Linked DNA regions of Homo sapiens: region 1 is linked to region 2. Evidence: chromatin contacts called from ENCODE Hi-C or POLR2A ChIA-PET data. All regions are on one chromosome and are shown on one strand. The core of a region is the stretch at or near the end of the contact, and the rest is flanking DNA. Distances in the headings are between cores, read along the strand shown.

Evidence for each region. A loop is a pair of places that touch in the nucleus more often than their neighbours do. ChIA-PET counts read pairs that join two places held with the same protein, here RNA polymerase II (POLR2A). Pooled maps may share reads with other maps.
Region 1: a pooled map shows a loop between it and region 2 (2.9-fold over the local background). The contact joins two enhancer-like sites. A Hi-C loop is called at or near these places in 1 of 50 pooled maps. POLR2A ChIA-PET finds 5 or more read pairs at or near these places in 6 of 52 experiments (Caco-2, GM10248, PC-9 and 3 more).

Annotation. Positions count from the first base shown.
Region 1 is chr7:5,229,307-5,232,505 of GRCh38, forward strand. WIPI2 (WD repeat domain, phosphoinositide interacting 2) reads left to right here. Exons shown (of 13, transcript NM_015610.4): 12 at 302-432; 13 at 1,529-3,199. The coding sequence ends at 1,641. Among named protein-coding and RNA genes, the nearest start is that of WIPI2, 41 kb to the left of the region's middle. RefSeq lists an enhancer at 2,651-2,800. Within about 2 kb of position 1,950, at least 10 of the 41 ENCODE cell types and tissues checked have a DNase peak (open chromatin) inside an H3K27ac peak, as active enhancers do.
Region 2 is chr7:4,791,380-4,794,726 of GRCh38, forward strand. It overlaps AP5Z1 (adaptor related protein complex 5 subunit zeta 1), which reads left to right. Exons shown (of 17, transcript NM_014855.3): 17 at 1-3,018. The coding sequence ends at 6. Among named protein-coding and RNA genes, the nearest start is that of MIR4656, 4.4 kb to the left of the region's middle. RefSeq lists a silencer at 855-974 and enhancers at 1,365-1,444, 1,549-2,223. Within about 2 kb of position 1,317, at least 10 of the 41 ENCODE cell types and tissues checked have a DNase peak (open chromatin) inside an H3K27ac peak, as active enhancers do.

The DNA.
Region 1 (3,199 bases), core at 700-3,199, 440 kb after region 2:
ACCCGGGCTAGCCTGACTTTTTTTGTAAATAGTGAATCCTCGTTATTAGTTAGTTCTTCCATTGTAAAAGTGAAATATTGTCTTGTTAGGTATAACTCCCTCTTTAGACTTTCCATGTAAAACTCTTCATGTAAAAACGTGTGCAGATAGACGAGATTAAAGTTGCCACGGCGTGATGAATGCCTGGCGTCCTGTGTGGTGAGTGGTGTGCTGGCTCTGTTGCCGCAGGGCAGCCAGTGTGTACTGCCCGCAGGGCTGCCCTGTGTGGAGACGCTGAGCTGTGTCGCTTTCTTCCCTCCAGGCTGGACGGCAGTCTGGAAACGACCAATGAGATCTTGGACTCTGCCTCTCACGACTGCCCCTTAGTCACTCAGACATACGGCGCAGCTGCAGGAAAAGGTACTTACGTGCCTTCATCCCCAACGAGACTTGGTAAGGGGCGTGACGCAAACCTGGAAGGTAATTAGCCCCACAGCCCCGAGTGCTACTGCCTTCTGCTGGCTCCGGAGCCACCCCACCAGCTCCTCACTGGGAAAGATGGGGACTGGTTCTGAGAACATAAGCGAGGTTGGTAAATGGGTGTTCCCAAGGCCTCTCTCAAGGCTGAATTCAGTTTCGTTTCCTTTTTTTTTTTTTTTTTTAAAGGAGAGATGGGGTTTCCCTATGTTGCCCAGGGTGGTCTCAAACTCCTCCTGGGCTCAAGTGATTCTCCCGCCTCAGCCTCCCACAGTGCTGGGATTATAGGCATGAGCCACCGTACCAGGCTCATTTTCTCCGTTTTTAAAGAAAATGTCATCCTGGCTCAGGTGACTCTGGGGTCACGTGACTTGGGCCCAGACTGGCCACCTCTCAGCCAAGATACCACCCTGAAAAGTACTGCCAAGGGTTTTGCCTCAGTCTTTTCCCTCCCACCTTTTTCGTCCTTCAGCAAATCTGCATCGAGTACTGCCTTCATGCTGGGCCTGTGAAGTGCAGAAGCTGTAGGGGAATGAGGCCAATGGGCTCCCCTCCGGCGGCAGCACTAAGACCCATGCATGAGATCCTCCAGCCACAGCCTTGGCTATGTGAGCCACCTTCTTAAAAAAGCCAACTCGCACTCCAGTGGGAGAGCCTGTGGTTTTGCACCCACGCAGGGCTGTGCCTGCTCGCTGCCACTCCCATCTGTGAACCGGCACTTCCAGTTCATGAGCCCACCCTGAGAGTCTCCTAGTGTCATTTTTTTTCCTGGTGTTATTTTTGAGCTCTTAACCAGCTTGAGAGAGTTTGTGGCCCGTCCATGAGGGAGCCTCTGTTTACTGTGCAGGCATCATTTTGACATTTATGAATGTCAGAGAACAAATGACTTCATCTCGAGCTGCCTAAGGCTGCAAAGAGTTCATTAGAAAGCAATCAGAATTCAGAACGTCTTAGTACAGGCTTCAGTTTATAAATATACACCAGTGTTTCCAAAACACAGTCCTCAGTGTGTGTCATGGGGTCTGTGGTGTGTCCCCAGCCTTTGAAGGGTGACTTCGTCGTCTCTTTGCAGCCTACACAGACGACCTGGGTGCTGTGGGTGGCGCCTGCCTGGAGGACGAGGCCAGCGCCCTGCGCCTGGATGAGGACAGCGAGCACCCGCCCATGATTCTTCGGACTGACTGAACTTGACCTGTGACCTCTGACCCGGGGAGCAGAGAACACTGGCTTCACAGAGGACTTTGTGCATTGCTGCTATGAACTTTGACCTGAGTCGGGGGAGAGGATGGCAGAGACTTTATTAAAAAAAAAAAAAGATTGTAGTGGTAGTCTAACTCCATAACGCTGAGGAAATACATCATTTTCACTTCAGTGGCTTTTAAATCCTGCTTATGAATTTTAGCTTTTTGTTTGTTTGTTTTCTCTTTTTGCCAAAATTAACTGTTTGGTGAAGCCCGCAAAACCTCCTCGCTTTGCATGCATGAACGTGCCAAGCCAGCATAGGGGAGCTAGAAGCCACTTTCCAGCCACCTGCCGTTGGGTTTTTTCATATCTGTACATAATGCCGAGTGCGTAAGGAAACCGTGGCGTCGCGCACAGTGGGTCTGCTTGTCAAGGCCAGTTCTGCAGTGACAGGCCCAGGGGCTGCCCACCAGGTGTGCTGGGCAGACTTCAGCTGGGACAGAAGTCCGATCTCCCTAGGGCCCCACCTGGACCATTTTCCCTCCGTTTTATTTTGTTAATTAAATTCTTTCCAAATTGGATCGCTCTGGGATTTCTTCCATGGTGGACTTTTGTTTCTGATCTTGTTTTCCCTGTGGATATTGGAGGACAGCGAGGTTCTTTCTGATACTAAAAACCTTTCTTTCAGGCAGCAAATGAACTTGAAAGGTTGCCTGGACTCGCTGGAGCAAAGGAAAGCGATTTTGTTTGTATAATTAAATGATCTGTTCTTCTACTTCACTCTTCCTGTTGAAAAACTGTGTGATTTTTTTTTTTTTTTAAGTAAAGTTTGTAGCTCCTCCCATGCCCAGGAAAGCACAGAACTCAAGTGTGGTGGCCGTCTGAGCTGTCCTTTCGCTGGCCCCGCTGTCCGCAGGGGCTTCCTACCTGTGTGAGAGGTCGTAGCGGGAGACAGCAACAGAGAGTAGGCGGCTGGGCCACGTCCTTCACAGGGCGTCATGTGCCTTTCTATTTTCATCTTAGAAAATTTCCTCAGCAAACCGATGAGAGATTGTGGTTGCAAGCTTCAGTATTTGCCTCGCTTCCCTTCCCTTTTCATATTTACAGAATTAAAACAACCTCAAGTACCTCAGACTCTGCATTCCAAACCAAGGCACCCAGCAGCCAAAGTGTCGAGGGCATTTAAGTGGCATTAATGGCAGGAGAGATGGTTTTAGAATCTATGGAGTGGTGGAAGTTACGGATAGAAGGGAAAAGGCAAAAACTATTTACCCTGCCTTTGCAGGCTGGGGTTTTTGAACCGAGGAAGGCTGGGACGCCTGTTTCCAGATGGTTGTCATGGTCACGCTGGGCGAAGAGCTGGAGGGGAGTTGTCCCCTCAGCTGAGCGGCTGCGGTGAAATGCCCCAGTGTTCCTGGGTTGGCTTTACGGCAAACTAAATGCAGGGGACGCTGGAGTCCGACTCACCTACACCGGCTTCCTCCCAGCCGCTGGTGTGCGGCACACACAACATCTGCATTAGGCAGAGGTGCAAGTGGGCTGATTGAACTTTTCCTTCAAA
Region 2 (3,347 bases), core at 67-2,566:
GGGTGAAGGGACAGTGGCCAGGGACTTCGGTGCAGATTAAGAGCCTGGGCAGCCAGCTTGCTACTGAGGCCAGGCTGATAGGAGCTCAGGAGGGCGCGGGAGTCCTGGGAGAGGAGGCAAGGCCCACGGTGGGCTTGGCACCCTCACAGACACGCGGGGCTGGCCCCCCTGCTCACCCTCTGGGCTTTGTCTCCGAGCCTTTTGCTCCCAGGCAACACTGAGCTGAGCTGAGGGGTGCCATGGAGCGGCTCTGATTGGAGGCTTGAGGCCCTGTGGCTGGGTCGGGTGGAGGCTGCTGGGTCTGTTTCCTAGTCTTTTGTTTTTGGACAGTTGATGGGCAAGAAGAGCTGCAGTAAAAGTAAATCTCCTTTAATAAGCGTCTGTATGAAGAGTGCGCGATCAGTTCCGTTACCTGCCCTGCACCCTGGGGAGAGGACCAGGGATGGGAACCCCTGGCAGCTGCTGCCAGTCCTGGAGGCTCAGCCCGGCGTGCCACTGCTGCTACAGAAACCAGGTCATTTGTGCACAGCCCGGAAGGCAGCGGCGCGAGTTCCCGGGTGTGGTCACCGCTCTGGGTGGTGCGCTTGTCAATGCCCCTTTTGATGCCCTTGAATAGCCTGAAGATGAAGGGGACCGGGGGAGGGTTGCAAGCGCCATGGCCTATGCAGGCTGCGGCCTCTGGCCATTCGGAGGGAAGGCCCCAGGGAGCCACCTGAGTGGAGCTCAGAACACTGGATTCGCGCGAAGGGGAGGTGTCTGGGCGTGCGGCCCCAGCCCCGCCACCTTCCTGGGCCCTGTGGTCCCACCCTCCGGACTACCAAGGCACAGCTGTGTCGCACGTTCCGCCCGGTGCCTGGGACGGGCTCAGCCGCCAGGGGGCGCCGCCGCCCCGAGAGCCTCACGCCCCGCCCCCAGGCTCAAACTCTTCCCCCTCCCCACTCTGGCTCCGCCCCCGGTCTCCTCTTTTGCTCTGGCCCCGCCCACCTCCCCTCCGGCCTCGGCCCCGCCCCCAATCCCCCATAGCTCTGCGACTAAGAAACCACAGGCTGAAGGCGACTGCAGGGTCCTGCCCCTTGCCCAGCCTCAGGACTATGGAGGGGGCGAGTGACGCGCAAGGAACGGAGCAGGGGACACCGTGCGGGCTCAGGAGCTCCCCAGATGCCCGAGCCGAACCGCGGGGTCCTCACCGCCAGGTTCCAGCCCAGGAAGCGCTCGCCTGCCCCACAGCCTGGGCCTTGGGTCGCGTTCCGAGCTCCAGGACGGCTGGTGTCCCCCGCGGCCTGCGATGACAGCCCAGGGCCGCTGAGCCGGGGCCGCAGGAAAGGCTGGCGCTGGCAGGCGCTTCCGTCGGCAGCACTGTGTTTGTGTTTCCACGTGGAAACAGCAGCGCACGTGTACAACTGTGCATACCAAGGCGTGCGTGCCAGTGCGCGGGTCTCGGGATCACTTCCCAGTGCGGTGCACGACCCCGCCTGCAGCAGTGGGTGTGGGGGCGCTGCTGGGCTCATCCCGAAGCTCAGAGAGCGTGGGGCTGCCCCTAGGCTCGGAATGAGTCTCCCACTGAGTCCGCAGCTCCCCTCCTGCCCTGGGGCGGGGCTTCCCTGACCTGAAGGCGTCGGGGGTGTCCTGGCTCCCAGCTCCCAGGCACTCGTGGGGCCACCGCCCAGGCCAGCTGGTGCTAAGTCCGCAGCCTGTGCAGCAGCGCCCGGCTTAGGACTGGGAGTGTGACTTGAAGGGCCGTCCCGCTCATCCAAGGGACAAGGAGGAGCTCATGGCCACAGGGCCTCGGAGGGCATGACCCCAGCCCAGGGAGGAGCAACCTTCAGGTGGCCTCCAGGAGGCAGCTGGGAAAAGGGCAAAGCTCACCAGCTCTCAACTTTTTTTTTAAATAAACTGAAATTTTAGAATAGTTTTTCAGATTTACAGAAAAGATGATAAACCTTAGAAACATTATATGCTAAGTGAAAGTGAGAAGTGACAGCCTGCTGGCAGTCCTCACAGCCCTCGCTCGCTCTTGGCGCCTCCTCTGCCTGGGCTCCCACTTTGGCAGCACTTGAGGAGCCCTTCAGCCCGCCACTGCACTGTGGGAGCCCCTTTCAGGGCTGGCCAAGGCCGGAGCCGGCTCCCTCAGCTTGCGGGGAGGTGTGGAGGGAGAGGCGCGGTGGGAACCAGGGCTGCACGCGGTGCTTGCGGGCCAGCGCGAGTTCCGGGTGGGCGTGGGCTCTGTGGGCCCCGCACTCGGAGCCGCCGGCTAGCCCCGCCAGCCTGGGCAGTGAGGGGCTTAGCACCTGGACCAGCAGCTGCTGTGCTCGATTTCTCACTGGGCCTTAGCTGCCTTCCTGCGGGGCAGGGCTGGGGACCTGCAGCCCGCCATGCCTGAGCCTCCCCCCTCCCCTCCGTGGGTTCCTGCGCAGTCCGAGCCTCCCCAACGAGTGTTGCCACCTGCTCAGGGCACCCAGTCCCATCGACCACCCAAGGGCTGAGGAGTGCCTTTGGAGCAGGGCACGGGACTGGCAGGCAGCTCTACCTGCAGCCCCTGTGCAGGATCCACTGGGTGAAAGCCAGCTGGGCTCCTGAGTCTGGTGGGGACTTGGAGAACCTTTATGTCTAGCTAAGGGATTGTAAATAAACCAATTGGCACTCTGTATCTAGCTCAAGGTTTGTAAACACACCAATCAGCACCTTGTGTCTAGCTCAGGGTTTGTGAATGCACCAATAGACACTCTGTATCTAGCTACTCTGGTGGGGACTTGGAAAACCTTTTTGTCAACACTCTGTATCTAGTTAATCTGGTGGGGACATGGAGAACCTTTGTGTCTAGCTCAGGGATTGTAAACGCACCAATCAGCACCCTGTCAAAACAGACCACTCGGCTCTACCAGTCAGCAGGATGTGGGTGGGGCCAGATGAGAATAAAAGCAGGCTGCCCGAGCCAGCAGTGACAACCCACTCGGGTCCCCTTCCACACCGGGATGCTTTGTTTGTTCGCTCTTTGCAATAAATCTTGCTGCTGCTCACTCTTTGGGTCCACACTGCCTTTATGAGCTATAACACTCATCGCAAAGATCTGCAGCTTCACTCCTAAAGCCAGCAAGACCACGAACCCACTGGGAGGAACGAACAACTCCAGACGCGCCGCCTTAAGAGCTGTAACACTCACCGCGAAGGTCTGCAGCTTCACTCCTGAGCCAGCGAGACCACGAACCCACCAAAAGGAAGAAACTCCGAACACATCCGAACATCATAAAGAACAAACTGCGGACACGCAGCCTTTAAGAACTGTAACACTCACCGCGAGGGTCCGCGACTTCATTCTTGAGGTCAGTGAGACCAAGAACCCACCAATT